Linked DNA regions of Homo sapiens: regions 2 and 3 are each linked to region 1. A link is a loop called in an ENCODE intact Hi-C map of the cell type or tissue named here. Cell type or tissue: dorsolateral prefrontal cortex. All regions are shown on one strand. Links, peaks and the distances in the headings refer to the core of each region. The heading gives the core; the rest is flanking DNA. Region 1 overlaps GAB2 (GRB2 associated binding protein 2). Region 2 overlaps GAB2 (GRB2 associated binding protein 2). Region 3 overlaps GAB2 (GRB2 associated binding protein 2).

Evidence for each region. Hi-C counts contacts between places; a loop is a spot of excess contacts. Peaks named below come from ENCODE experiments on the same cell type or tissue, not always from the same donor. Only the 100,000 strongest peaks of a DNase experiment are listed, where the experiment ranks them.
Region 2: it touches region 1 in a loop (4-fold over the local background); 9 of 110 quality-filtered maps call a loop at or near these places.
Region 3: a loop joins it to region 1, with 3.0 times the contacts of the local background. A loop is called at or near these places in 4 of 110 quality-filtered maps.

Annotation. Positions count from the first base shown.
Region 1 is chr11:78,223,672-78,234,303 of GRCh38, forward strand. It overlaps GAB2 (GRB2 associated binding protein 2), which reads right to left. Exons shown (of 10, transcript NM_080491.3): 4 at 2,794-3,380; 5 at 1,437-1,531; 6 at 1-5. It also overlaps a transcript of USP35 not described here. Among named protein-coding and RNA genes, the nearest start is that of USP35, 40 kb to the left of the region's middle. RefSeq lists enhancers at 1-121, 162-241. In dorsolateral prefrontal cortex, for the core only: CTCF peaks have their summits at 4,892 (motif pointing right) and 5,093; no DNase peak of the experiment used is centred there; H3K27ac peaks cover 6,144 bases.
Region 2 is chr11:78,313,321-78,323,952 of GRCh38, forward strand. All of the region lies in intron 1 of GAB2 (GRB2 associated binding protein 2), which reads right to left. It overlaps LOC105369402 (a long non-coding RNA gene), which reads left to right. Exons shown (of 3, transcript XR_950343.4): 2 at 1,489-1,585; 3 at 5,504-7,159. Among named protein-coding and RNA genes, the nearest start is that of GAB2, 99 kb to the right of the region's middle. In dorsolateral prefrontal cortex, for the core only: a CTCF peak has its summit at 5,608; DNase peaks (open chromatin) are centred at 5,671 and 6,476; H3K4me3 peaks cover 2,204 bases; H3K27ac peaks cover 8,000 bases.
Region 3 is chr11:78,326,933-78,337,564 of GRCh38, forward strand. The region is part of intron 1 of GAB2 (GRB2 associated binding protein 2); the gene reads right to left. Among named protein-coding and RNA genes, the nearest start is that of GAB2, 86 kb to the right of the region's middle. RefSeq lists an enhancer at 5,591-5,640. In dorsolateral prefrontal cortex, for the core only: no CTCF peak of the experiment used is centred there; a DNase peak (open chromatin) is centred at 4,909; H3K4me3 peaks cover 801 bases; H3K27ac peaks cover 7,618 bases.

The sequences.
Region 1 (10,632 bases), core at 1,218-9,217:
CCTGGCTAGGGAGAGGAACAGTGAAAGAAATACAGCTGTTACTAGCAAGAAGAAACAGGAAGGGGGTAAGACTTTGTAAATGAGGCAAGACAAGTCATGACTGGGTTAGCTATACTTTGAAGCTGTAAGGGAGACCTTGGGGAGACCAAATAAGAAAGCAGAGTAGTGGGAGGCTGAGGCAGGTGGATCACTTGAGGTGAGGGGTTCGAGACCAGCTTGGCCAACATGGCAAAACCTCCTCTCTACTAAAAATCCAAAGTATTAGCTGGGCGTGGTGGCATATGCTTGTAGTCCCAGCTACTCAGGAGGCTGAGGCACGAGAATCGCTTGAAGCTGGGAGGCCAAGGTTGTAGTGAGCCAAGATCATGCCACTGCACTCCAGCCTGGGTGACAGAGTGAGACTCTGTTTCAAAAAATAAAAAATAAAAAAAAGGAAGCAGAGTGGGAGACAAGAATATATGAGGTCTGTGGGCCCCTTCAAGCCTTCACGATCCTTTGGCATCCACTAATAATTTTTGATAAATCTAGAGTATAAAATATTCTTGGTGACTGGGTCCACTTGGCTTTCTGGACGCCTGACCAACACTGTGGGTGGCATAGTCCATAGACTGTAGGTTTGGTTCAGGACCTGCCCTCCACCTCAAGTCCAGACTCACCACTGGCAGGTCAGCATCTCAGGCCCTGGATCAGAACAAGGAGCATATTAGGAGTCCTGGCTCTGGAAGGTGAGGTCTGGGGCCAGTTGTGTTTCCCCAGTCCAGGTTTCTAAGTACCTGGGGCTCACTCCAGGCACCTAGGGGACCACCAAGCTGCAGTCAGAGCTTCTACAGAGTTGTGTGATACAGCAATCCCAGCCTTCCTCTAACTCTTGCTCTATCTGCCGTGACATACAACTAAGCTGCTTCTGCCTTGGTTACCTGATTTCACTGTCTTTTCAGTGGGCCTGAAGCCAGGCCCTGGTCTTCTTGCCTGACACCTTGGAGAACTGCGGTTAGCATCTTCCAGAGGGCAGCCTGGGATCCTGCACTCAAGCCATAATTCTGCCACTTAGCCTGACTGTGAGTACCACCCTTGCCTGGAGTCTCACACTGCAGCCTCCCTCCTGCATGTGAGGCCACGTGGGTAAGGTTGCTGTCTTAGAGGTTCCCCCACCGTGCAGCCTGGGTCTATTGCATTCTAGATCCTCTGCTTACCTACAAGGTTGGTGAACCTTGTAATCCAGTCTACCTTAGCACATACATTTCTTCCAGACTAGAATACTTATATCTTACTTGTCCAAAGACTCAACGCAGGGTTCTGAACTGAGACAAGAACTTGGGCAGGGTCCTAAGATGGAGACGCCATCAATCTTTTGGGGTTGTGCTTTTAATTCCATAAGGTGTGACCTTTTACCTAACCAGGCCGGCCTGAGGACCCTTGGGTTAACCCACACTCACCAGGAAAGAGCCAACTCCATCACTCATGGATTCAGCAGACCGGCCTGCACTCTCTCCACCACGCTGTGGGTACTCGTAGGTCTCACAGGAAGAAGCTGACAGAGGAAGGAGGATTCATAAGTACTCATGGTTGATTCATGTGTTGACACTTACCCATACCCTCACCAGTGTGGTTCAAGGTCTTACTGATACTCCAGAAGATACTACTCTCAACCCCAAATGATAAGGAATTTCTTCGAACACATCACTCCTCAGTTCAAAAATTCCTCCTGGGCTTCTAGATGTAGCTCCAGTGTTAGCATCTGCAGAGAAGCTGTCCTTGACTACTCTACCCTCATCTATGCACCTCTCCTTTGACTCCTACACCACTCACCTGTCCTGCTCACCCCAGCCATCACTTCTCTGAACACCACAGTAACAATACTTGTCCTGATTTATATGTGTTGGTTTTATTTTCCCAATGAGATGTAAGCTCTGAAGGGCAGGAACATGTTTTATGTATGTCTTTATCATCTCAGTTCCAAAACGGAGTATGACTGCTCAAATTGTCGATGGATTGAAAGACGGCAAAGAGGTCTAAACTAGGAGCTGGGACTCTAGGGTCTGAGTCTCATCTCTGGCACAATGACTCTGCAACTCTATTTAAGTCTCTTAACTGTCATTGGCCTCATGTGAGATGGAGACAAGGAGGTTTTGTCCCACCAACCTCTCTGCCTGGCTTAAACAACAGGATGGACAAGAAAAGGCTTTGCAAACCATAAAGCAAGATGCAAAATGAAAGGAATTAATATTGTTCTATTTTTTCATCATACAGAGGAGGTTACATGCAGAGTTGGAATACTCTCAGTGGAAAACAAGTAACAATAGAATTTAGGTACTTCAAATAAAAGTTTTGACTTCAACCAAAGAGATTCAAGTATGATTTAGAAAATATTAAGACCTCGTTTTGCTTTAGCAGTCTGTTAGTCCACACAGGTTTCACTCCAGTTTGGACTGATCTTCTGAATTTATTTTTTAAATCTTTGATTTGATTTACAAATGAATAAAATACAATGATTTGGGCTTCTAAACCCATAATATGTTATACTGTGGTTAATCAAGAATGTCCTATTCTCCATTAGTAGAACATTAACTTCTCTGGGGCTAGCTCTGTTAGACAACTACTACTAACAGCCTCCAGTGCTGGAGGACCAACTGGTAAGGGATCTGGGTAGAAGACACCTATGTTTTTGAGTATCAGTGACCTAGGTGGTTCGTAAGTTCCCCTCGGCCATGGATGACCAAGGACCATCAAACTATTGAGAACCCCTGTGTTACCTCCTCCTCCCTCTGAGTCTCAGCTAGGACTTATACTGACCTCGGTGAAGTCGGCTGTTGTCCATTGCAGGGAGGGTGTTGCGTCTGGGGATGGTGGCAGCGACAGATCTGCTATTTTCACTGATTGGCGGTCTCTGCTGAGGACTGCCCCATCGAGGTGTTTCTGCCTGACTTGGCTTGGGGGGGCGGGGTGGGGGAGCTATGGCTGAGTCCCCAGGAGTGGCCACTGTCATGGCATTGTGGTTTTTGTCCAGAGTGAATGTCCTAGGGATCTGGTAGGCTGAGAGTGGGGTGGCCGGAACATCCATATTGTCTACCAGGAGGTCCCCGAACTCCCTGCACAGGGTGTTGCTGGGCGTCTTGAAGGTGTACACATCCTCATTATCTGTCTCGGAGCCTGTGAGGCTGCCCTTGGTGTGGCCATGGGAGGCCAGGCTGCGGGGGAGGTCGTAGGTACTGTCTCTGAATTCTGTATTGTGCCGGCTCGGCTTGGGAAGGCTATAGAAGCCATGGACTTGACCACTGATCCCGTTGACACAGTGTCCATTGCCCTGGGCAAGTTTTTGTACAGCTGTGTCACTCCTCATGAGAAAAGAGGCTCTGGTGCCCTGAGAGAAGCTGGCACTCCTAAAAGAGAAAGAAGGGAAAGGGCAGGAGGGTGAGACAATTACTAGCTGTGTGACCTTGAGGCAAAGCACTTTCTCTTTCTATACTTTGGTTTAGGCATCTGTAAAATGGTGACTAAAAGCATATTTTGAAGGTTGTTCAGACTCTAGTATATGAATGTTTAAACAATGTTAGACTTCATCCGTCCCCCATCTCCAAATGGCAGTTAATAGCAGGGGTTATAACCCCCACTCCCTGAACAAGTATCAATAAGCCAGATGGATTGCCTATTTGTTCACTGTTTTAAGTACCGCAGAATATGCACATTCGAACACAAATGTTGTGAGACAGTGGAAAGAACCTTTAAGTTGATGACAGGAAACAGCAAACAAGTCATTTTACCTCTCTGAGTCTATTCTGCCACTGTGAAACTAGCCCATGGGTATTGATGTTGTAAGTTGAAAAGAATTATTTGGGTCAGGTGCAGTGTGCAGTGGCTCATGACTGTAATCCCTGCACTTTGGGAGGCTGAGGTGGGAGGTTCACTTGAGGCCAGGAGTTCAAGACCAGCCTGGGAACACAATAAGACTCCATTGCCACCAAAAAAAAAAAAAAAAGAACTAGCTGGGCAGGGTGCTGCACACCTGTAGTCCTAGCTTCTGGTGAGGCTAAGGGAGGAGGATCGCTTGAACCCAGAAGTTCGAAGTTAGAGTGAGCTATGATCGCACCACTGCATTCCAGTCTAGTAAACAGAATGAGACCCTGTTTCAAAAAAACACACGCCCCAACACAAACAAACAACAAACTATTCAAACGTAAGCTCTAGATTTATTTTCTACCATGATTTATGGTTGGTTAAGAGGCATTTTGAGGGGAAAGATCTCTTTCCAGAGACCTAGAAATCTATATGAAGAATGGTTTCCTGTTTGGGAACTATATATAGAAAAAGTTTTGATTAGTACATTTTTAAATTTAGGTTTTGGGCAATAAGGCAAGCAGTAAAAAGAGAAGAGAAACAAGAGGGGAGACTTGTGTTAGGTTCCAGTACTGCTACTGATACGTGCTGTGTGTATCACCAAGCCTCCTCTCTCAGGTGGGACCTAGTACGTCACAATGATTTCTAAGGGCCCATCTGGCCCCGATGCTCTACAAGCCCTTCGTTTCACAAGAGTGGTTTTCAAACTAGATTCCAGGTTCTCTGTAAGTGCTTTGGGAAATTGGAGGGTGAGGTTCTGAGCAAGCAGGGATTTAGGTCTGCTTCTTTAGCTTGTGTATGATTCTTCATAGGATTTCACTTGGGGAAAAAAAGAATCAATCCTTTGTAGCAGGGATTCTAAGCCTTTTGGAGGCTATAGGAGTTTTTAAGATTCTGGTCAAAAGCTCTTGGAGTGTCTCATCAGAAAAGGCAAATCTCGTATACATATAAACTTGTTGGGGCTGTAATACATAATAGCCCTCTGAGGCCAATCCCTGGACCTTTTGCCTTATAGAAGCTCTCTCAGCTCCTGAGGAGTTTGTTATTTACAGATGTGGCCACCAGATGGTGTTAGAAAATAGGGGCCAGAGCTTAGAAAGAGGAAACAGGTGTGTAAAGCCAGGCTTCCTCTCATGTAAACTGTACCCACCATGATGGCTAGGAATTCCAGGTCAGTCTCCAAACCTTCACTGATGCTCCTCCTTGGGCCTCTGCACTCCTCCTCCCTTTCTGTTCCATTCCAGACACATAACCAAGCCAACAGCCATGGGCTTGGATGATTGAACATCTAGGCTTTAGATAATGTAGTGCTTAGGGAAGAGGACGGGGGTGGCGGGGGGAGCGAATGGTAGACATAAGGTGTTAATGTTGTATGCATTTTTTTGGTGCCTTTCATTTTGCTTTTTTTGGAATTTCCAACTCTCTGTTGGATGCTCCCATCTGGATTTGTTCATTTTACATTTACTGATGTCCTAATTTCCATCTGGGCCAGGCAAAAGGGATACAGAGATGCCACCTGCCCAGTGAGGGGTGGTCTGGGAATGTCACAGTAGGGCAGGAGATGACATGGATGCAAATCATTACAGTCAAGTAGGGGTGAGTATGTAGCTGCTGACAGTTGGTATCAGCCCTTGCTGGGGGTGGTGGTAGACAATGTCAGGGAAGCCTCCTTCAGAGATGTTTTATCTTGAGTGAGTCTGGAAGGATGAGCCACAACTGGCCAGGCAGAAGGCAGGAGAAGGGAAATGGTGTTCTAGTTGAAGGCTCAAAGATGTAGAACACAACCTGGCAAGTTCTAGAAACTCGAAGCTGCTCAGGCTGCAGCAAGCACATTAGAAGGCAGGGCTGAGAGAAGACACTGGAGGCCAGGCCAGGACTAAAGGGAACGGGGAGCCTCTGAAGGATTTCAAGGTGGGGATGGGGTTGCAAGAGCATCACAGGCACCCTGCAATAACCTTCAACATACTCAAGAATGAACTCATCATCTTCCTCTGGAACTCTTCTCCTCCTGCCTCTCTTATTTTGGGAATGGCAACAGTTACTCAAGCCAGAAACCTGGGAGTCACCCACATTATGATTTCTGCCCAGGGCCTCTCTGATCCTTCCATCCTACTAATATTTACTTTCCTAACTTCCCAGTGTAAACATTTTCAACACCGCCTCAATGCTTCAGGATTAAGCCCAAACTCCTAGGTTTATCCCAACTCATCTCACCAATCTTTTCTCTTTAGTTCCCTTTTCCACTCTAGGATCCAAACCAAACTTTGCAGTGTTCCCTGTGTGCCCCAGTTAGTCAAGCATTGGGCTTTGCTGCATTGTTGGGCTGTGTCTGGAAGGCTTCTTACCTCAATCTGGCAAGTTCCTACTCCATTTATCCTTCAAACTCATCTCAGAAGACACATTTTTTAAGGCCATTCTTACATCCTCTACCTCTAAGCATTGCTTAACTTAATCACTTGCTTAACTTTGTTCTTGGAGCAGGTAGCAAGTGTTACCTATATTAGGCACCATTACTACTTATCTCTGCCAACAGACTGTGATTTCCTTGAGGAAAGAAACTGTGTCTTACTCATTTTTCTCTCCTTAGCACCTAGGTTAATGCTTGTTGCATTATAAATAATGAATAAACGTTTGTTGTAAGTAAGCAAATGAATAAACAAACGTATGTTGCTGCTATCCCTTTTCCTGGGCTTGGCCCAAACCTTCTGATCAGCAGATCAAAGCCCTTCCTCTGTAGAACCCACTAGCTTACGTTCCAACTTCCCTCTACCCCGGCATCCTCCTGTCTCGCTCACAGAACTACTCACTCATCCCTAAACATGTCCTGTGTAGTCTAAACTTCAGCCCTGGTCTTGCATTACTCACCTCCCTGTGGAACGCTTCCTTGATACATCAACACCTTACACAAAGTCCACAAGAAGCCTTTTCACTCTACAAAGGTATTACAGGTCCCTAATTCTCCTTTTTATGGTAATCATTCCTTCCTCTGTGCTACCACAGCACTCTGTGCTTCCATCGCAACACTCACCTTATTCTGCCTTATGTCAGTTATTCAGGTCTGTGTCTTTCCACTTCTACCAGACCATGTGCTCCTAGAAGGCAGAGGGCCATATCCTGTACCCTGGCATAGTGCCAGGCATATGATAGATAATAGTGACACATGTTGAGGGAGACTGATTATCACCTCAGTAACCAAGTAAGAGGAGTTGAACAAGGGACTCTTGCCCAAAGTTACATACTCAGAGGGCAGGGAATTTGTTCTAGCAGCCAGGTCTCTGGGTGCCCCCACTGCGCAAACCATGCTAAAATGTGGTCCCTTTGGGCAATAATCTAGATGGGGAATTCCAAATACTCAGCAGTCTTATGGCCTTTAGTATTTTCATGTAAACCTTAACTGAGGCCTGTGTCACTGTGATGACCTGAGTTGCTTTTGTGGGATGGATAATCCACCTGGAAGTGGTGGATTTGGAGAGAGGCTTCTCTTCCAGGGCTGGGCTTACAGAAGCCTTATAAAATAGGCAAGATACTATGCCATACATATCACATGTGATCTCATTTTAAATCCTCCTAATAGTTCTGAGACACACCTCTTACTTTCACATTATCAGATGAGGAAAACAGTAAATGGCAGAGTTGGAGCAGGAAGATACTCAAACACAAGCACGTATGGGAGCTCCCCAGAATCAAAAAGAAGTTTGAGAGAAGATATTCCCTCAAGCCAGCAGTGCCAAGTGCCTTCCCTTTCCATTCCTGGCCAATGGCTCTTCCAGAGGCTATAGAGGCTATTGCCACCATACAGTCTCTCCCTTGGTGCGCGCGCGCGCGTGTGTGGTGTGTGTGTGTGTGTGTGTGTGTGTGTGTGTGTCGGAGTCTCATTCTGTCTCCCAGGCTGGAGTGCAGTGATGCAATCTTGGCTCACTGCAACCTCCGCCTCCTGGGTTCAAAGCGATTCTCCTGCCTCAGCACCCTGAGTAGCTGTGATTACAGGAGCGTACCACTGCACCTGGCTAATTTTTGTATATTTAGTAGAGACGGGGTTTCATCATATCGGCCATGCTGGTCTCGAACTCCTGACCTCGTGGTCTGCCCGCCTCAGCCTCCCAAAGTGCTGGGATTACAGGCGTGAGCCACTGTGCCCGGCCTTCCCTTGGCTTTTAAAAATGGTTTTCTAGTTTTTCTAGCCACTTCATTTTGTACTTGTTCTTCCACACATTTTCATATAATTTTATATACCATACTATATGATGATTTTGCTTTTTTCTATCCCACTGGACTCCAAGAACCCTAATGATGAAGGACTCACTTTGATTTTCAATGAGTATGTTCCCATTTAAGGGTGACTTAATATAAAATGCTTGTAAGTAGATTAAACACCATTTAGAGTTCTGTAACTGTCACTGGCCATGTTTAAGAGGTCATTTGAACTATCCTCTTGCATTTGACCCATTCCAAATGGATCCTTCCTGTGAAAGAAGAAAACTCTGTGTCACAAATCTTTATGAGATGAGGCAATCTTTGTATCTCAAACCCTTCTGGCTGCAGTTCTGAGCCAATTTTGGCAGGACTCTGGTTACAGAGCAAAGCTGTATATGTGAAACTAAAAGTTGTATATTTTGCCTTTGGTCAGTCAATCAAAGCCTCTGGTGAATGAGTCAGGGAAGACTTAGAAAAGATTAATGATGGGTAAGCTCTCCACTGACATTTCTAATTTTACCATTTACCCACCATCTTTCTATAGACTACTGCTGCAGGGTCAGTGATTCTGGAATCTCACCAATGAAATTTCACTCCTAGTAACCCTCACCAGAATTATGGCTTTTCAGGGCATGTGACTCACATCAATGTATCATCTGTTACAGGTTTAACAGCCTTCTTGAAATAAGAAGACAGACACTGGCTAGAATCTGGAATGAGGCCCCAAAGGCTGGAGGACAAAAATAAGTCCAGTGAAACCAACTTGTCTTCAAAGAGAAAAAGAACTCTATTTGTCTTGACTCTGCCAGTTCAAAACTCTTTCCGTTGGCAATAGATATTATTCTGAATAGTTACTTATTTTAGCTCAGTGGAAGACCTGCATTTTGAGAAATGAAGTTATTTTAGCAAGAATACATATTATCTAGTACTTGAAGGAAGACTAGTGGCTATTATTGCAGTAAAAGTGATGATAAATACATAATTCACAGTTTTATTTCTAAGGTGCTTAATTTACTGTATCTTTACAATCAGGTTCCCACATAAATGAAAAAAGAGATAGATAGAAGGCTGGTATTAGTAGCCTCAGTAATCCAATCAGACACAGTTATGTCTAGTCTATGCGAGGCAGGATGAATGGGCTGATTCACTTTATACCCCCTACTCAAAAATAATCTTACAGGATTACTTTGGAGATCATATGAGGTACCTAATGTAAAAGTGCTTTGTAAACTTTAAAGCATCATTTCTTTCTTCCAGAGCACCTAGTATATAATGTGAATGTTAGAGGAAACACAGGATTAAAGTCTATTCATATACTTACCAATACCTGGCACTGTTAAGTTTTTTTTTTTTTTTTGGTGACAAGGTCTGGCTCTATTGCCCAGGCTGGAATGCAGTGACGTGATCTCAGCTCACTGCAACCTCCGCCTCCTGGGCTCAAGCCATCCTCCCACCTCAGTCTTCTGAGTAGCTGGGGCTACAGGCATGTGCCACCATGCCTGGCTAATTGTTTTTGGTAGAGATGGGGTGTCGCCATGTTGCCCGGGCTGGTCTCAAACTTGTGAGCTGAAGCAATCCGCCTGTCTTGGTCTCCCAAAGTGCTGGGATTATAGGCATGAGCCACTGCGTCTGGCCTGTTAGCCATTTTTATTTTAGCCCTTCCAGCAGAGGTAAAGCAGAATCTCACTGAGATTTTAATTTGCATTTCCCAGATCACTGATCATCTATTCATGTGGTTACTGGACATTCCTATATCTTTTTTTGTTGAAGAATCTATTCACATTTTTTGCCCATTAAAAAAATATTGGATTGCTCTCTTCTTACTGAGTTGTAGAAGTTCTTTATATGGACCACAAACAAATCCTTTGTTAGATATGCGCGTTGAATATTTTCTCGCATTTTGTGATTTGTCTTTTTTTTTGAGATGGAGTCTTGCTCACTCTGTCGCCCAAGCTAGAGTGCAGTGGTGCCATCTTGGCTCACTGCAACCTCCACCTCCTGGGTTCAAGCGATTCTCCAGCCTCAGCCTCGCCAGTAGCTGGCACTATAGATGAGCACATCCACGCCTGTCTAATTTTTGTATTTTTAGCAGAGGTTTAGCATGGGGCTTCACCATATTGGCCAGGCTGGTCTCGAACTCCTGGCCTCAAGTTATCTGCCTGCTGCCTCCCAAAGTGCTGAGATTACAGGCGTGGGCCACCACGCCCAGCCCATTTTCTTTTCTTAAAGAGGCCTCTTGAAGAACTAGTTTTAATTTTGATAAAGACTACTTCACCAAAAACTACAGTTTTTTCTCTTTTATGATTCTTGCTTTTTCTGTCCTATATAAAAATCTTTGCTTACCTCAAGATCATGGAGATGTTTTCTTCTAGAAGTTTCTTTTCTTTTCTTTTTATTTAAATACAGGGTCTTATTCTGTCGCCCAGGCTGGAGTGCAATGGAATGATCTTGGCTCACTGCAGTCTTGACCTCCCCCAGGCTCAAGTGATCCTCCCACCACAGCCTGCTGAGTAGCTGGGAATGCAAGCACATGTGACCGTGCCTGGCTACTTTTTGTATTTTCTGTAGAGACTGGGTTTTGCCATGTTATCCAGGCTGGTTTTC
Region 2 (10,632 bases), core at 973-8,972, 89 kb after region 1:
TTAATGGCCACTCCTGTTTTACATGTCAAGCACCTCATATGATGCCTGACTCAGGGTTCAATGAATGGTTCCTTTACTTCCCCTCCTGGCTTTGTGCTTTTAAGGGTGAACTGCAAGGTGCTTGATGCTCCCAAATCCTGAGGCTAAGGAATAATCCAGCTAGGAACAGGACATAGAACTCTGGTATTGCCCCACCTCAGGATCACCAGGGATCATGTGCAAGACCCACAGCCTCCCTATGATTCAGTTTCTCCACCCCTCCAATAGGCTGATTCATTTGTTCAGGGTACACCATGGAGTCCAGCCAAATGCAAATAAACTGTCTATGGGGCATGTGCCAAGCTTTTCTGGGAGCAGGCTCATTACTGCCATAGTCACTACAACAAATAACAACAAAAGCCTCTAGGTGCAAATTACCACATATAATAAACTTAATTTAAGAAACACTGAAGAGACCCTTACTTGCATTTTAATTTACATAGCACCATTTATCACACAAGTGCCCTGGGGCCTCTACAAATTGAAAATAAGGTATCAGTACAGATTAGCTTCTACTATGCCTCAGTGATCCTACCAACTTAAATCCACCTACCAAAAAAATGTGAAGAGAGCACATGAAAGACTACAGAAAGAGTAATGGAAAAGAAGACACAGTCTGAAAAACATGGCAGAATTCTAAGTTCTAGTTCTAGCTGGGTTATTCAGCTAGTTAGCCTCTGGATGTGGGAGTGTCAAGTCCTGTGCAATTCACCCATAAAAGCACAAGGCCAGGAGGGGAAGTAAAGGAACCATTCACTGAGCCCTGAGTCAGGCAGGCATCACATGAGGTGCTTGACATAGGGCTCGCATGTAAAACAGGAGTGGCCATTAATATTTCCAAAAGTCCAGGGAGAAACCGTTGTGATGGTACTTGCAAGCCTCTTTTCCAAAGTAATACACTGAAAGTGTTATAACAGTGACAAAAAACACCATATAGACAGACAGACAATAGCAGCTTGCACTGCGTCCCATATGACATGCCAAAATTCTTCACTCACATGGTGTAATTTTTAATACAACCACTTAGGAAGTAGACGCTATTATCCTCATTTTGTAGATGAACAAACTGAGTAGCTTTAAGTGGTTAAGCATCTTGCCTGAAGTCAGTCCCCTAGGTTTAAGTCCCACCTTGATCTTCTGCTAGTTATGTGATTTCAGCCAAACTCCAACTTTGCTGTGCTTTAGTATCTTAATATAATGGAGATAAAACAAGTCTTCCCTGTCATTCACTGAAGGTTACAAGTATAACATGTTATACAGAATATTAAAGTGTCAAGTGTATATAGAAGTACCTTGCTTTCTCCCAGCTAGATTACAATCACTGGTGGACAGAGACCAGGTCACATGCTTACTTTAAATCCCGGAAGGTAAGACTATATTGCATATGTGGAATGGTTATGCAAAGGAACAAAAACTGTCGGTTTAGTCATCTTTTTGACACATTTACAGAACAGCCACCTCTGTGCCACAATGCTACTGGGACGCAGAGGTGAAGAGGTGCCACCACCGTCAAGAGGCCTTGGAGAAAGACCATGGCACATTAAAGGTAAAGTGAATAAAATGAACGTGGTCTGTAAAGGCAGGGCTTGCTATGGGAGCAGTGAGAACTAACATGACTCCATTACAGCTTCACAGTGGCAGCGAGGGAGACAGCAGATAAAGCTCAGAAAACAGGCTGGACACAGACTGTAGAAAAGCTTTCAAAGAGTTTCAGAAGAGACAGCAAACTGAAGGAGCTAATTGAGAGAGTAAGAGAAGGAAGGAGAGTAAAAGGGCAGGGGGGAGGAGGTCTCTGAGTGAATTATAAACACACTTCAAAGTTCTGCTCACGGCTGGCTGTCTATCCCAATCTTATTTTATTTTGTTTTGCTTTTCCTCTCAGTCTATTCCCCTCTTCTTCTCGCATTATTTCAAAATGGCTTTCCCCCCTTTTTAATGTCTTTGAACTGCCAAGGATAGCAAGAAGCCTGCTTTTAGGGGATCCTCAGGAATATTTCACCTTCTGTTTTCTCATCTATAAGGTAATTATAACACATCCTAGGACTATCACACAAATACAAAAGAAATAACAGAACTTTTCAGCAAATGGTGCTGGGAAAACTGGATATCCACATGTAAAAAAACAGCTGGACCCTTATACCATATACAAAAATTAACTCAAAATGGACCAAAGACCTAAATATAAGAATGAAAATGATAAACCTCTCAGAAGAAAACATAGAAAAAATGTTTCATGACAATGGATTTGACAATGTTTTCTTGGATGTGACACCAAAGGTATAGGTAGCAAAACAAAAAATAGATAAATTGGACATCAAAATTAAAACTTTAGTGAATCAAAGGACACAATCAACCAAGTGAAAAGACAATCCACTGAATGGAAGAAAATATTTGCAAATCATATATCTGGTAAAGGATTTGTGATGGTTAATATTAGGTGTCAACTTGATTGGATTGAAGGATGCCTAGATGGCTGGCGAAGTACTGTTTCTGGGTTTATCTGTGAAGGTGCTGCCAGAGGAGGTTGACATTTGAGTCAGTGTACTGAGAAAGGAAGAGTCACCCTTAATATGGTTGGGCACCATCCTACTGCCTGTCAGCATGGCCAGAAGAAAGCAAGCGGAAGAAGGTGGAATAAGCTTGCTTGCTGAGGCTTCTGGCTTCCTTCTCCCCACTCCCCCTCCCCCTGCCATATTGGATGCTTCCTCCCGCTCCTCCTGCCCTTGGACATCAGACTTCAGGTTCTTTGGCCTGACACTGGGACTTGCACGGGGGGCCAGGGGGTGGGTGTCCTGCCTTTGGGACTGACTTAAAGGCTGCACTGTTGTTTTCCCTGGTTTTGAGGCTTTCAGACCCAAACTGAGCCACTACCGGCTTCTCTCTTCCCCAGCTTCCAGATGGCCTATTGTGGGACTTTGCATTATAACTGTGTGAGCCAATTCTTTACTTTCATAATATACATATTATGAAATATGTATAAACTCCCTTTCATATATACATATTATTAGTTCTGTCCCTCTGGAGAACACTGACTAGTACAGGATTATAAGGGGTTAATAACTAGAATATATAAAGAACTACAATAACAACAAAAACAAACAACTTAACTAAAAATTGACAAAGGACTTGAATAGACATCTCTCCAAAGAAGGGATACAAAATGACCAAGAAGCACATGAAAAGATGCTCATGTCACTAATCATTGGGGAAATGCAAATCAAAACAATGAAATACTACCTTGCACCTATTAATATGGCTACTTTAAAAAATAGAAATAAGTGTTGGTGAGAATATGGAGAAACTGGAACCCTTGTGCAATGTTGGTGGGGATATAAAATAGTGCAGCTGCTATAGAAGAGAGTAAGGCAATTCCTCAAAAAATTGAAAATAGAATTACCATATGATCCAGTAATTCTACTTTTGGATACAGACCCCAAAAAACTGAAAGCAGGAACACAAACGGAATATTTTTACACCTATGTTCATTGCAGCATTAGTCAGAAGAGCCAAAAGGTGGAAGCTACCCACATGTCACTGGTGGATGAATGGAGATATAAAACACAGTACATGCATACAATGGAATACTATTCAGCCTTAAAAAGGAAGGAAATTCTGACACATGCTACAGCAGGGATGAACCTTAAGGGCATTAAGCTAAGTGAAATAAGCAGTTAGAAAATACCATGTGATTCCACTTATATGACAAAGTTACATGGCAAGCCTAGAGTAGCCAGATTCAGAGAGACAAAAAATACAACAGTGGTTATTAGGCCACCGGAGGAATAGGGCATCAATGTCTAATGGGTATAGTTTCAGTTTGGGAAGCTGAAAGGAGTTTTGGAGATGGATGGTGGTAATGGCTGCACAGCAATATGAATGCATTTAATGTCACTGAACTATACACTTAAAAGTGATTACGATGGGCCGGGCACAGTGGCTCACGCCTGTAATCCCAGCACTTTGGGAGCCAAGGTGGACAGATCGTAAGTTAAGAGATTGAGACCATTCTGGCCAACATGGTGATACCCCATCTCTACTAAAAATACAAAAATTAGCTGGGTGTGGTGGCGGGCAGCTGTAGTCCCAGCCACTCGGGAGGCTGAATCGGGATAATCGCTTGAACCTGGGAGGCGGAGGTTGCAGTGAGCTGAGATGGCGCCACTGCACTCCAGCCTGGCAACAGTGCGAGACTCCGTCTCAAAAAAAAAAAAAAAAAAAAAAAGATGATTATGATGGTAAACTTTATGTTATGTGTATTTTATCACAATCAAAAGAAGAAATAATTTTTTTAAAAAGTAACATATATTAAGCATTCAGCAAAGAACTTGGCAACGAATCTTTGCTCCTTCCTTTCCTCCTGATGCAATCTTTTGTTTCAAGGTTCTTTTTAAGTTACCTAAGGAGATCAGCCCTAAACAGCCCTGCCATTATATCTGGCTGATCATCCCAGGGTGAATTCTTTTCTTTTCTGGGCTTTGGTTTTGTCAACCATTAAAAAACAAGAAAAAGAAGAAGAAGATTAAACTACATTACATTTCCTTTTAACTCTAAAACTAAGAACACATTGAAGGTAAAAGAACTTACAAACAACCTGGCAGGAAGGAAGAAAAAGATATTCTGGAGCATTTATTATGTGTCAAATATTGTACTAAGGGCTGGGGATCCACAAATATGAATATACAAAAGGAAGATAATTCCTGATTTAGGGGAAAATAATAATAGAAATCACAATCTTGTATATAGTTGCTACTAGAGGGTTACAGGAACAGAACTGATTACCTACCAGGGAAAATCCATCAGAGAGTTGATAATTGAGGGAGACTTCTTTTTGAGGAGGGAGATGAGGGATCAGGAGTGAATCTGGTGGAACAGAGGCAGAAGGGCTATCAGGAGGAGGGACCAGCACAAGCACCTTACAGAGTGCATGCACTAGTCAGGGTCCTGGAACAGTCCAGAGAAGCGGTGGGAGCCAGTCAGGAAAGACATTTTGGGATCTGATTGTTAAATGCCAAAAAAAAAAAAAAAAAGCTGTGAAAAGGAGCTTGACTTTCATCCTGAAGGCAGTGGCGGACCACTGACAGTTTTAACTGGAGAGGGATAGGATCCAGTGTGCATAGTAGAAATATCACTTTGGCAACAGCATAGATGAGGATAGATTAAGGGAAACAGGAAGCCCAGACAAAACAGGATAAGGGCCTGAACAACGGCAGTGGCAGTAGGGAAGGAGAGGAAAGAAAGATCCCTTTGCCTCAAGCAGCTCCCACAGATAAAGGCAGGAATGGTACGCAAACTCCAGAAGGTTGGCTCTTGCACACCAGGGACCTTGAACCACATTCTTATTTCTAAACGGTTTCTGACGAATTCTGAATGTCCCCAGGTCCAGGGCAATCACTTAAAGGGAGGAAACTGGCATAAAAGTTAATCTGTTTCAGCTGCTATGTTATCCACCACCCCTTCTCACCAGAAATAATCGGAGGCAGCACTGGAAAAAGGAGCATCTGGATGCAGTAAAGACCCATCCCTTCCCGCACTGGAGCTGTTGGCTCATCCCTGGAAATCACAACAATCAAGAATGGAGAATCGTTCTTTTCATCCCTTCTCACAGCATTATCCCAGCAACCTCATCCCCTAACAATGGTGTGGTCTGTGTTATGTTTTCCCTCCATCACTGCCCCTCCCTGCTGCTGCACAACAGAGGTGCTGTGCCCCAGAGGCCGCTGAGGTTGCAGGCCTCTCAGCCTCTGAAACAAGGCTGTGAGCGTTTGGATGCACCCTCAGAAGGAGCTGCATAAATAATCAGATGAAAAACACCAAACCTTAACTAAAAATGAATTTTTTTTCCTCCATTTTTTCCTCCATTAAACCAGCTAAAAGATTTTCATGACAATTCCCTGTAGTGTGATAAAACAGACACCCTTGCATGTTGCTCTGAACTATTTGTTAGTATTATGTGTTTGGAAAATAATCTGGCAGTATTTCAAATGCCTTAAAAATGTTCATCCCTTTGTGCCCAATAATTCTCATTTCTGGCATCTGACTTTAAGGTAATAATTCAAAGGAAAGAAAAAGATGTATGTATGAAGATATATATTGCAGTACTAGTTGGGGAAAAAAGTGGTAGAGTTTCTGTTCTTTACAGTTTTCTCCCATGTTTTCCTCTCTAACTTACCCTTAGGCTTGGTAACATTCATCTCTATGGCTCTTGATAGAACCAGACATAATGACAGAAACTGGAATTTCTCACCCATGTTCACAACCTAAACAAGATCTGCTATAAAAATAATTTACTATATGACTAATCATACTTAGCAGAGAGCCACATTTGAGGCCTTTTCATTTTTATGAGATATAAAATTATTAAAGTGCACTTAAAATAAAAAATTAACTTACACATTTATTATTCTACTGTAAACCAGGCACTGTGCCACGGGCTGAGGATACAGCAGTAAACAAAACAGACATGGTCCATGATCTCAGAGCTGAGTATCTGGCAGAGATATAAAGAAACAGACTTTTTTTTTTTTTTGAGACCGAGTCTTGCTCTGTCACCCAGGGTGGAGTGCTGGAGTGCACCGGTGTGATCTCGGCTCACTGCAACCTCTGCCTCCTGGGTTCAAGCAATTCTCCTGCCTCAGCCTCCTGAGTAGCTGGGATTACAGGTACACACCACCACACTGGCTAACTTTTGCATTTTTGTGGAGATGGGGTTTCGCCATGTTGGCCAGGCTGGTCTGGAACTCCTGGCCTCGATCTGCCCCTGCTTGGCCTCTCAAAGTGCGGGGATTACAGGCATGAGCCACTGCGCCCAGGTGAGAAGAAACAGATAATTTTGAAAAACAATTTTATTTTCTTTTTTTCTAGAGACAGGGGTCTCACTATGTTTCCCAGGCAGGATTTGAGCTCTTTGGCTCAAGCAATCTTCTTGCCTCAGCCTCCCAGTAGGTGGGACTACAGGGATGTACCATCATGCCCAGCTAAGAAACAGGTAATTATGATAAAGCATGATCAATATTATGATCAAGGAAAATATGGTGCACCATGAGAATTAATAGCAAGGAAGAGGGTCTTATCCTTGTTCAATGTGGGAAGAAGATAAGGAATTTGGACATCATCCTAAGGACAACAGAAAAGAGGAGTGCTATGGCTGGATTTATGTTCTAGAAAGATCACTCTGGCTGCTGTGTGAAAAGCTTGAGAAGAGCAAGCCTAGCATCAGGTATACTAACTGGGAGATTTTTTTCTTTTTTGAGACAAGGTCTCACTCTGTTGCCCAGGCTGAAGTGCAGTGGTGCTATGACAGCTCACTGCAGCCTCCCAAGTAGCTATGATTACAGGTGTGCATGACCACACCTGGATAATTTTTGCCTTTTTTTTTTTTTTTTTTTTTGGTAGAGATGGAGTTTTGTCATGTTGCCCAGGCTGATCTATCTCAAACTCCTGGGCTCAAGTGATCCACCTGCCATGGCCTCCCAAAGTGCTGGGGTTACAGGCATGAGCCACTGTGCCCAGTCTCAACTGGGAGATATTATAGTCCCAGTAAGAAATTATGGCTTAAACTGTGGTGGGCAATGGAGAGAGAGAGAAGGTAATGCAAAAGAGATATTTAACTGATCAATTTCTTAGTCACTGCTGGAATGTGGGGGTTGAAACAGAGTGAAGAATGACTTACAGGTTTCTAGCTTGAGCCAACTATGACATCTACTGAGGCAGGTTTCCCGAGCTGTAGGCCAAGGATTTGGTCTGAAAAGTTCATGCATGGGTTGGAGATGTACATTTGGATGTCATCAGCATATAGGAAAGGTAACTGAAGCCATGGGGGTGGATATGAGTACCCCTGTACCAAGGACTTATTAACCTTAGCACAGTACTAAGAGCTGTGAGAGAGGAAAGAAGGGGAACAGATGTTTCCGACATCACTCCTTCCAGGATGCTCTCCCACAATCTTCTATCCATCCCTGGCTGATGGAAATGACCCGTATGTATGGTCTGCTCTACCTCCTGCTTACCTCTATTACCGATGGAACTTATCACTTTATGTTATACTTTTTGGCTGAATTACCTCTTTACTATAGATTTTAAGTTCCTTGCAAGCAGGAAAAATTGCTCATGTCTTTTTACTCCTAGCCCACAGCAGCGTGGAGTGCAGTATGTGTTCAGTAAGCGGAGAAATGGTTCCTGTAATTAAGAGATGCAGCACAGTTCACACTGCATTTCCTCTAGTATCTCTCATTTTATAAACATTGTACTAGAGGAGGGAGAAGATTATATGTAAGATTTAACAAAAGTTCAGTTTTGGGAAACTTTTGAAAAGTACTCTACTTGCATTTAAAAATTGACATGTTCTTCAGAGATGGAGGCACCACATTAGTCAACTTTCAAACTATACTAAAAGGCTATTGTAACCAACACAGCATGGTATTGTTACAAAAACAGACATGTAGACCAATGGAACAGAATAGAGAACCCAGAAATAGGGCCACACACCTACAACAAACTGATATTTGACAAAGTTAAAAAAAAAAAAACAATGGGGATAAGACTCTTCAATAAATAGTGCTGGGAAAACTGGCTAAACATATGCAGAAGAATCAAACTGGACTCCTACCTATCATGATACATAATTATTAACTCAAGATAGATTAAAGACTTAAATGCAAGATCTCAGCTGGGCACAGTGGCCCACATCTGTAATCCCAGCACTCTGGGAGGCCGAGGTGGGCGGGTCACCTGAGGTCAAGAGTTTGAGACCAGCCTGGCCAACATGGCGAAACCCTGTCTCTAATAAAAATATAAAAATTAGCCGGGCGTGGTGGTACGTGCCTGTAATCCCAGCTACTCAGGAGGCCGAGGCAGGAGAATCACTTGAACCCAGGAGGCGGAGGTTGCAGTGAGCCGAGCTACTGCACTGAAGCCTGGCTGACAGAGGGAGACTCTGTCTCAAAAAAAAAAAAAAAAAAAAAAAAAAAAAAGTAAGATCTCAAACTATAAAAATCCTAGAATAAAATCTAGAAAATACCCTTCTAGACATCAGCCTTGGCAAGGAATTTATGACTAAGTCCTCTAAAGCAATTACAACAAAAACAAAAATTGACAAGTGGGACCTAATTAAACTGAAGAGCTTGTACACAGCAAAAGAAACTATCGAGAGAGTAAAGAGACAACCTACAGAATGAGAGAAAATATTTGTAAACTATGCATCTGACAAAGGACTAATACTGAGAATCTTTATCTAAGAACTTAAATAATTCAATAAAAAACACAAATAATACCATTATAAAGTGGGCAAAGGACATGAACAGACACTTCTCAAAAGATGACACACAATGGGCCAACAAACATTTTTAAATGTACAAACATCACTAATCATCAGAGAAATGCAACTCAAAACCACAATGAGAGACCATCTCACACCACTCAGAATGGCTATTACTGAAAAGTAAAAAAAAAAAAAAAACAACAACAGATGCTGGAGAGGCTGTGGAGCAAAGGAAATCCTTATACACTGTTGGTGGGAATGTAAATTACTTCGGCCACTGTAGAAAGCAGTTTGGAGATTTTGCAAAGACTAAAAATAGAACTACCATTCAACTCAGCAATCCCATTACTGAGTATATGTACAAAGGAAAATAAATTATTCTACCAGAAAGACATATGCACTCATATGTTTATTGCAGCACTATTTACAACAGCAAAGACAGGGAATCAACCTAGGTGCCCATCAATGGTGGATTGGATTTAAAATGTATAGTACATATACACCATGGAATACTACACAGCTGTAAAAAGTATGGAATCACATACTTTGCAGCAGCATGTATGCAGCTGGAGGTCATTATTCTAAGTGAATTAATGTAGAAACAGAAAACCAGTCTTGATGAGGTGGCTCAGGTCTGTAATCCCTGCACTTTGGGAGACTGAGACGGGACGATCACCTGAGGTCAGGAGTTCGAGACCAGCCTGGCCAACATGGTGAAATCCCATCTCTACTAAAATACAAAAAGTTACCTGGGCATGGTGACGTGTGCCTGTAATCCCAGCTACTTGAGAGGCTGGGGCAGGAGAATCACTTGAACCCAGGAGGCAGAGGTTGTAGTCAGCCGAGATCATGCCACTGCACTCCAGCCTGGGCAACAGAGCAAGGCTCCGTCTCCCCAATTCAAAAAAAAAGGAAACGAAACCAAACACCACACTTATAATGTTCTCACTTATATGTGGGAGCTAAATATTGGGTATACACAGACATAAAGACGGAAATAGTAGACACTGAGGACTCCAAAAAGGTCGGGGGAGGGAGGAGGGGGGTAAGGTTGAGAAACTACCTGTTGGGCACTATGTTCACTATTTGGGTGACAGGATCAATAGAAGCCCACACCTCAGCATCTTGTAATATATCCATGGAACAAACCTACACGTGTACCCCCTGAATCTTTCTTTTTTTTTTTTTTTTTTTTTTTTTGAGACAAAGCCTGGCTCTGTTGCCCAGGCTGGAGGGCACTGGCACCATCTCAGCTCACTGCAACCTCCGCCTCCCGGGTTCAAGCAATTTTCCTCCCTCAGCCTCCCGAGTAGCTGAGACTACAGGTGCCTGCCACC
Region 3 (10,632 bases), core at 1,604-9,603, 100 kb after region 1:
AAGTGGTGGTGGAGTGATGGGATGAAGGCTAAGAAGAAATTGGATGGAGATTTATTTGAGCAAAGATCCCATTTATGCTCTTTAACCACAGCAGGTAAGCCACCATTCTTTGTCTATACTCAAGATCATTCCTATTTAGCGCAAATGCATCATGTCTATTATTCAATACAATTCTACAAATACGTACTGAGCATCTGTGGTGGGTATACAGTGGGAACTCAATAAATCGGTATCTGGGTCAATTTTAATCCTCATGTCATATTATCATCACTTCTGTACATGTCTGATTCACTAATAGCCTATAAGAATGATAAACAATCATGTTTTAATTATCTTTGCATTTTAATATGAAATGGGGTCTGCTGGGCATTCAAAGTCTAATCAATGAACAGAACAGGGAACCAAGCACCTCAAGCTGGGAATGGTTGTGGGAGGAGGAAAGTAATCAAGAGATGTTTCATATGAAAATAACAATATCTGCAATGAGCCTTAAAGGATGAACAATATTCCCAGAAACAGATTTTGGGGCCAAGATATGAAGCATGGAACAAAGGAAATAATATTCTGAACATAATGGAGAAGGCATCATTAAAGTGCACAGAGGTAGCAATATTCATGAAGTGTTTGGGAAACAACATACCATTGAATGTTTCTAGAGCCTACAGGGAGCCAGGAAAACATGAGAATGAAAAGGTAGGTTGAGTCCCAACCACAGTGGGACTTAAATGATGTACTAAATGGTTTGAACTTTGCCTTGAAAAACAATGGTGAGCCCCCCAAATTTTGAAAATAATAATACATTTAAAAAAATCAGGATTTAAGGGCAAGACAGCTGGGTTTATATCCTAAATTCTTAATAACTAGCAGTGTCACTTTGGATAAATCATTAAATTTCTTTGAATTTTAGTTTTTCCTCTAGAAGATGGATATAATACCTTACTAGATTGAATTGAAGAAGTGGATGTTAAAGACCTCTATAAACTGGCAAGTACAGCATAAATATTGTCATTATAATAATAAGCTGTGCTTTGGCAAAACATCTTACAAACTTGTTGGGAATTTGTTGTGGGTGACAGGAAGGCCTAGAAGTGGAAAAGTGGGAAAGTCGTGGTGGGCTGATCATTTGCTTGTGCAGATGAGGACAAAGCCCTATTACCCTCACCTGCAGACACAAGGACCTGACCTTGGACCCTTCCCTGAGCAAGATTCCGAGAAACGGATATACACACCAAACACTAGGCACTCTCGGGTCCACATTGTTTGATAAAATAAATCCTGGGTCAATAATCTCAATGGGATGACAAAAACAATTTCCTGTTGCAGGGCATTTACTGGTAGCATTGCATTTGCAGTCTTCCCAATCAGCAGTCCATTAAGCAGCCATCAAAAACACTAAGCCGCGGAAGGCTTTTTAAAAAAGACATTATGTGTAAGACATTAATAATAAGGAAAGCTGGGTGTGGGGTATATGGGAACTCTGTACCATCTTCTCAGTTCTTCTGTAATAAAACTGACAAAAAGTCTATTAAAAATGACATTACAGACTTATAGTAGATTTACTCATAATAGCCAAAAGCTGGAAACGGCACAGGCATCCATCCGAAGGAGAATGCATAAACAAAGTGGTATATTCATGCAATGGAATATTACTTAGCAATAAAAAGGAATGGTCTATAAATACATTCAACAACATGGATGGATCTCAAAAAGTATTATACCAAATGAAAGAAGCCTTACACAAAAGAGTACATACTGTATGATTCTGTTTCTATGAGATTCTAAAACAGGCAAAACTAATCTATGGTAGAAAAAAAATCAGAATGATTGTTTCTTCTGGAGGGTGGGGGTGGGGTGAGAATTGTTTGGAAAGGGGAATGGGGAAACTTTCTGGAACGATGGTAATGTTTTATATAGTCTGATAGGAGCTTTAGTTACATTTTTGTCACATCTCAAAGAACACTTCAGATTGACATTTCACTCCATGTACATTTTACCTCAAAGAAAAATACTCAACAGATGTGGAACTCTAGGGAATGATATGCATGCTAAAGTATTTAGGGAGAAATATGCTAATGTCTGCAATTTACTTTAAATGCTATAAAAAATAAGATGCACAATGGGTGGTCAAAGGAATGGATAGACAAATAGATAAGTGATACAGCAAGCATAGTAAAATATTAATGACAGAATCTAGATGGTTGATAAATAGGTGTTAATTGTAAAATTCTTTCAATCTTGCTTTATGTTTGAAATTTTTCATTTAAAAATGTTAGCAAAAATGAAGAACATTTTTGGGGTTTTGTGTCTGGGTTGCGTGGCTAGGAGAAAGAGAGTAGAGAGTTTATAAGGCCAGTCTTGTAGGCTCTTTATATTAATTAAAAATCCCTTACACTTAACTTTTTACAAGAGTACAGATGGCCCTTTCATATTTATCCTCATTTTATCCCCCAATACGATTTATGTATCTCTCATCTGTGTTCCTTTTAGCATTTATAATATCACTTTGTAACTGTTTTCATCTCTGTATCCCCCTACTAGACCATCATGAACTCCTTGAAGGCAGGGCCTTGTCTTTCTTTTTTGATGTGTTTTTGATGTGTTCATAGTAACTGACACATATAGTAGGCACTCACTCAAGCATTTGTTGAGAATACCCTAGGTACTCAACAAGTACAAGGCGAGCTGGCTGCTAGGGCAACCAGACCATTTTAGAGGCCACAGGGAAATGTGAAGATTTCCCACAGAAAAGCATGATTTTATGGAAGCAGTTTTGTACTTGGAAGGTGTTATAACTAGAAACACAGAGATCTGTTTGGATTTTCTCAGCTAGCATGTATCTCGCCATATTGCTACCTGAAATACTTTCTAGATGAAGTTGGTTGGTATGTACGATAGGTTGGCCCACTCAACATCAATTCCATTCCCCTTCTAGTTAGAAAATCTGGAAAACTAAAAGTCACCTTTACCAAATTTGTTTGCAGGCAGTCTGCCAATTACTTGCATTCATATAAGACTGGTAAGGTGGAAATGAGGCTAAGACCATTTTCCATTTCTCTTTTGGCTATTTCTCGTTTCTACTGGCAAAAAAGGATATAGACGTTTGATTGTTTTATGCGGCTGAGGTATTATCCAGCCTCCTGAGTGCCATGGGGCAGGTTCATTAGTAGCTTCTCAAGTCTGACCTCCCATACCCGAGACCACAGCTATGGGGTGTGGGTGGGGGTTAAATGGATCACCAGTGGTGTCCTAGGAGGTCACCTATGGAGTTCTTAAACTAGAACATGCAGCTCTAGTTCTTCCTATCATTTGGTAAGCATCTAATTCCTTGTATTAAATTCCTTCCTGTTTAAAGTATCTGGAGTGGTTTCCATTTCTCACAGTGATCCCTGGGTATAAAAATAAAGAAGTTTGAGTGACAAACAGCAGGTCTCTGGGGACAGGAAAGAAGGGAAATACAAGGCTTTGCGTTTTGGAGTTTTTCACAAGTATCCATTCAAGAAAATGTTGAACCTTACTTTGGGCCAAGCACTGAGCTAGGGGCTGGAATCAAGAAATAGTGGTTTGCTTTGAGATAGGAGAGTCATGTCAACATGTGAAAGAAGGGCCCGTAGTGATAGATGACAGAGAAGGAAGTGATGGTCAGAATGAGAATCCAGGTGAAGGGGTAGATTTATCTGGAGAAAAGGCTTACTCTTAGACCTCTAAAACCAAATAGTGACTATATACTTAGCATCTTATGCATAGCGTATTCATTTATATTGTCTCATTGTACATTTCCTCTTCCCACCCCCTCCTTTTTTGGTTAACATTTGGGTGCTTCCCATATGTTATTTTCTTAATGGAAATATTTTTCTTCCCATAACGTATTTTCTTAATGGAACTGTGGAACACCCTATGAAGTAGAAAGGTATTAGTTCTAGAATTTGCCTGAGATCTCACAGTTATTAATAGTAGAACCAGGCTAGGTGCAATGGCTCATGGCTGTAACCCCAGCACTTTGGGAGGCTGAGGTGGGCAGATCATTTGAGGTCAGGAGTTCGAGACCAGACTGGCCAACATGGTAAAACCCTGTCTCTTCTAAAAAATACAAAAATTACCAGGGCATGGTGGTGGGCACCTGTAATCCCAGCTACTCGGGAGGCTGAGGCGGGACAATTGCATGAACCCGGGAGGTGGAGGTTGCAGTCAGCCGAAATCGCGCCACTGCACTCCAGCCTGGGTGACAGAGACAGACACCGTCTCAAAAAATAAATAAAAATAAAATAAATAAATAGCAGGACCAGCACTCCAACTCTTTTGATCCAAATTCTCCATTCTTTTTTTTTTTTTTTTGAGATGGAGTCTCGCTCTGTTGCCAGGCTGGAGTGCAGTGGCACAATCTCGGCTCACTGCAATCTCTGCCTCCCAGGTTCAAGCGATTCCCCTGCCTCAGCCTCCCCAGTAGCTGGGACTACAGTTATGCACCACCACACCCAGCTAATTTTTTGTATTTTTAGTAGAGACGGGGTTTTACCATGTTGGCCAGGAGGGTCTCGATCTTCTGACCTCCTGATCTGCCTGCCTTGGCCTCCCAAAGTGCTGGGATTACAGGCGTGAGCCACTGCGCCCAGCCCCGAATCCTCCATTCTTAAGGGATAACAAATCCAGAATTTCAGTTCTCCAAAAGATATAATGTGTTTAAACACATTGTGCAAACATGAGGAGTTGCTATCCTTACCACAGAAAACCTCTTTCTCTAAGCTTGAAGTCCTCAGGATAAGAGGAATAGTGCCCACGCTGCTCTGGGCCTAGAAAGGGATTACAGAGGTCCCAGGCTGGCTCAGATCAGACCAAACTCACAATAGACCAAGGGGATTGGAAAACAGAGACACAGATGGAAAACCAGTGGCTGCCACCACAGCCTGGTCACTAAGGCAGCTCTTTATCTCCTATGCCATTGTTTATAGCCCAGAGGACACCATCCGGACCTCGTAAATGAAAGTGTCCATTGGGAAGGGGAAAAAAAACACACATGCCCCCTCCACACACAAAAGGGCATTTGTGTTGGGCAACCCAAGAGGCAGACACACACCAAGGGCTTGCCCCTCCTCCCTTTGCCTCTAGGAAAAGACAAGAAAGGCAGCTTTCTGGTACTCTACAAAGTGGGGAGCCTGTGGCGGGGAACAGAACAAACCCCCTCCAAAACTGCTGACTTGATTCATCCCCAAACTGACACAAGGCGGGAGGAAGACTTCAGGAAATGGGCAGATTATGTCCAAGAAAAGATTTCCTGCAAGCAGTTAATGGGAAACTTACATGAAAAGCAGGACTAAAAATACACAGGCTATTGGAAACCAGTGGTGAGGCCCCTGGTTTTTAAAGAAGTGACTGAGGAAGCCACCAGGCTTGGGACTTTCCCTGCCCACCAACCTAGGGAGATCAACTTAACACTGGCTTTATTTGCCTGGGGGAGAAGCTTATAGGGTACCTGGTATGATTTAAATTTCCTTTCAATATTGATCAAGTCCTCACTGTGTCTGAGCTTTCTATTCATATAAGCTATGATAGCACAAAAAGAAGGTAAAAGCCCCAGTGTCCTACACACATATCCTGACTCAAATGATGAGAGAAACGGATCAGTAGTACAAATGACATCCTATGTTTAAGTGAATTTTGGTTATCAAAAAATAAACCTCACAACTTAAGTAAGAGTCTAATGGGATGCAGCAAGAGGTAGCAATGGCATGCAGGAAATTTATCTGCACTTGAAGGCATATGTGAGTAATGACAAATCATAGCTCTGGCTTGAACAGTAGGGAAACTAAAAAGTAACATTTAGGAGACCAAAAAGTAACTATTAAGAAGTGTTGTTTATTGACTTTGAGAAAGAACCTTTCTAGGTGCTTAGAGGAAGAAGCAGGCACATGGAGTTCCCTCATGCCCTAGAGTCTGAGCAGAAATTTGAAGATATAGTTTTTGTTTTTTTAAGAACCTTCCCCTTTGCCTTGTCTTATACCTGCAGAGCCTAATTTTGCCAAATATTTATTGAGCCCCAACACTGGTGTATCCCCTATAGCAGATCAAGAATCTCTTATAATTTAATGGGAAAGATGGTCCTTCAAATGACAGAAGGAGGAGGATAATGCTGGGCTTTGTTTCAGAGCCTGCCTGGGACATGTGGTACCATCAGTATACTCTTGATCCAGTGCTTTACAGTCTTCACCCGGAAATACTGGGCTCCAATTACAAAGGAAAATCTTATCACTAACCATCTTCCAATAATACACATACTGATAAGTCCTTCTTCTAGGATTATAATGAATAATTTGAGTCCAAAGATCTTTTGGTGACTTTTTTTATTTTTTATTTTTAGAGAAAAAGTCTCGCTCTGTCACTCAGGCTGGAGGGCAGTGGTGCGATCATGGCTCACTCCAGCCTCGAATCCTGAGCTGAAGCAATCTTCCTGCCTTAGCATCCCGAGAGCTAGGACTACAGGAATGCACCACCATGCCCAGCTAATTTTTAAACAATTTTTATAGAGGTGGGGGGTCTCACTATGTTACCCAGGCTAGTCTCAAACTCCCGGCCTCAAGAGATCTTTCCATCTTGGCCTCCCAAAGCGCTGGGATTACAGGTGTTAGCCACCACCCCCTGCCCAGTGGCATATTTTTATACACAGTGGGAGCCAGATGTGAAGACAGACTGAAAAACAAAATGTAGGTGGTCCTGTGTGATTAGTCTAGGGAGACTGGGCAGGGAGAACAGTAAGTTTTTCACCATGGGTGATCTAAAACTTTTTGTTGTAAAATCCCATAGATACTTACTGCTGCTCTTATCTTCACTGATTTCTTGGCAGCATTTGAGACACCTGAAGGCTCCTCTCCTAAATCCTTTAGATTACCTGACACCACAATTTCCTGCATTTCTATCCTCATTTTCAGTCATCATAAGGATCCTTTTAAGGTCTATGATCCCTGGGATTTCACCCTCAGTTTTCTCTTGTCTTACTCTATATATTGCTTGCTGATTCATATTTCTCTCATTGTACCAAGTACTCCTAGACTGGCATCTCCAGACTATATCTGAGACCCTCTTGAGCTGTCATGAGTAAAGGTGATAAGTTCATCTCCTTTTGGTTCCTTCCTATTTTCTACAACAGAAGGGAGGACTAATAATAATTTTTTTGATGGTTATAATTTTGTAACTTTTTTAATTTAATTTTTGTGGGTACATAGTAGGTATACATGAGATGTTTTGACACAAGCATGCAATGTGTAATAATCACATCATGGAGAATAAGGTACCCATCCCCTTGAGCATTTATCCTTTGTGTTACAAATAATCCAATTATATTCTTTCAGTTATTTCAAAATGTACAAATAAATTATTATTGACTATAGTTACCCTGTTGTGCAATAAAATAGTAGGTATTATTCATTCTTTCTATTTTACTTTTGGTGCCCATTAATCATCCCCACCTCTCTTACCACCCCTCACTCCCCTTCCCAGCCTCTGGTAACCATCCTTCTACTGTCTATCTCCATGAGTGCAATTGTTTTGATTTTTAGATCCCACAAATAAGTGAGAACATGCAATGTCTATCTGTCTGTGCCTGGCTTATTTCACTTAACATAATGATCTCTAGTTCCATCCATGTTGTTGCAAATGAGAGGATCTCATTCTTTTTATGGCTGAATAGTAATTGTGTATAAGTACCACATTTTCTTTACCCATTCAACTGCTGATAGACACTTAGGTTGTTTCCAAGCCTGGGCTATTGTGAACAGTGCTGCAACAAACATGGGAGTGCAGGTATCTCTGTGTAAAATACTGATTCCCTTCTTTGGGGTAAATACTCAGCTGTGGGATTGCTGGATCACATGGTAGCTCTATTTTTTGAGGAGCCTCCAAACTGTTCTCCCTAGTGGTTGTACTAATTCATGTTCCCACCAATAGTGTAAGATGGTTTCCTTTTCTCTACATCCTCGCCAGCATTTGCTATTGCCTGTCTTTTGGATAAAAGCCATTTTAATTGAGGTGACATATCCCATTGTAGTTTTGATTATGTATCTCTGATGATCAATGATGTTGAGTACCTTTTCATATGTCTGTCTGCCATTTGTATGTCTTCCTTCAAAAAATGTCTATTCAAATCTTTGGCCCATTTAAAAATCAGATTAGACTTTTCCCTATAGAGTTGTTTGAACTCCTTATATTTTCTGGTTATTAATCCCTTGTCAGATGGGCAGTCTGCAAATGTTTTCTCCCATTTTGTGGGTTGTCTCTTCATTTTAGGGATTGTCTCCTTTGCTGTTCAGAAGCTTGTTAACTTGATGTGATCCCATTTGTCCATTTTCGCTTTGGTTGTCTGTGCTTGTGGAGTTACCACTTGCCATTTTTTTCTAGACCAATGTCCTGGAGATTTTCCCCAATCAGTTCTTGTAGGAGCTTCATAGTTAGAGGTTTTAGATTTAAGTCTTTAATTCATTTTGATTTGATTTTTGTATATGGTGAAAGATAGGGATCTAGTTTCATTCTTCTGCATACGGATATCCAGTTTTCCCAGCAACACTTACTGAAGAAACTGTCTTTCCTCCAGTGTGTGTTCTTGGCAGCTTTGTTGAAAATGAGTTCACTGTAGGTATGTGAATTTGTTTCTGGGTTCTCTATTCTATTCCATTGGTCTATGTGTCTGTTTTTTTGCCAGTACCATGCTGTTTTGGTTAGTATAGCTCTGTAGTATAATTTGAAGTGGGTAATGTGATTCCTCAAGTTTTGTTCTTTTTGCTTGGGATAGCTTTGGTTATTCTGGGTCTTTTGTGATTCCATATAAATTTTAGAATTGTTCTATTTCTGTGAAGAATGTCATTGGTATTTTGACAGGGAATGCATTGAATCTATAGATTTGGGTAGTATGGACATTTTAACAATATTAATTCTTCCAATCCATGAGCATGGAATATCTTTCCATTTTCTGGTGCCTTCTTTAGTTTTTTTCATCAGTGTCTTATAGTTTTCATTACAGAGATCTTTCACTTTTTTAGTTAAATTAATTCCTAGGCATTTAATTTTATTTGTGGCTACTATAAATGGGATTACTTTTTAAAAAATTATTTTCCAGGTCGGGCATGGTGGCTCACACCTGCAATCCCAGTACTTTGGGAGGCGGAGGGAGGCGGATCACTGGAAGCCAGGAATTCAATACCAGCCTGGCTGACATGGTGAAATCCTATCTCTACTAAAAATACAAAAATTAGCTGGGCATAGTGGTGCACGCCTGTAGTCCCAGCTACTGAGGAGGCTGAGGCAGGAGAATTGTTTGAACCTGGGAGGTGGAGGTTGCAGTGAGCCAAGATCGCACCACTGCACTCACTGCACTCACTCCAGCCCGGGCGACAGAGCGAGACTGTCTCTCAAAAAAAAAAAAAAAAAAAAAAAAAAAAAAAAAAAACACAACAAGAATTATTTCCCAGATTGTTCACTGTTGACATATAGAAATGCTACTGATTTTTGTATGCTGATTTTGTATCCTGCAACTTTACTGAATTTATCAGTTGTAATAGTTGTTGTTTTTTTTTTTTTTTGGTGAAGTCTTTAGGTTTTTCCAAATATGAGATCATATCATGAGCAAACAAGGATAATTTGACTTCCTGGGAGGAGGGATAATTAACGGGCACCTTAAATCTCTAAAACCTTGGTAAAGTGCTTTGTTTTATAAAATAGATAATAGTTAGAATTTTGTGTTTTGTCTATGGATGTCTACACATTATTTTAGACCCTGGAAATACAGGTGCCACAGCTGACATTTTATTTGCTAAATTTCAACAATAACCATCATCAAACAGTGAAAAATGAACAGGAATAAATAGCATGGGAACATTAAGTGGCCAAAGGGTATGAGAAAAATGTTAGGAAATTCTTGTTATCTGTGCAATTAGAAACAAAATAAACCAAAGAATTGAATTAATGACAAGAAGTGATATATATTGAACTAAAATATGTTAGCATCTAGTCATTTCTATTTCTAAAATATCATAGTAAAGGGAAGAAAAGCCATTGTATTCAACTGCTCAGAAATCTGACTGTGAGTACTCCAGCATCTACCTACCTTTGACTATGGACTTCTGAAGACTATAGTACTAGCACTAGCAGGGAACAACATTCAAAGAACCTTGGACTGGGCAACCAGCCTTGCGATTAAATGCTTCTTGCTCAATGTTCATCTAATACCTTTGGGTTCCAAGATCTCAACACATTCTTAGCATTTGGTCTCAGCAAAAGATCAGATAATCATTTGCTTCTCAGCGTAGATTTCAGTTAGTGGGTTTGATTTCCTCATCTAGTACTATTTGCCTCTTAAATCAAATGTCCAAAAAGAAATAAGGACAGGGCAAAAGGCAATATGCAAAAGGCACCAGAAGCTACTATGCGGGGGTTTCCTTTTTGCTGTAGTCTCAGAAATGGCAGGGAGGGGTCAGAAGTTTTTGCCCTATTAGGAAGTAAGGCAGAATTCCCCACAGTGATGTCACAGACAAGACTTAGTTAAGGAGGGGCTAGAAAGTAATAAAAGAATGGAATGATATGTTTTCTCCCCTGACAACCCACACCGTTCTCTTAGAGGCAGGGAAAAGAGAAAGAAGGTGGAAGTTGGAG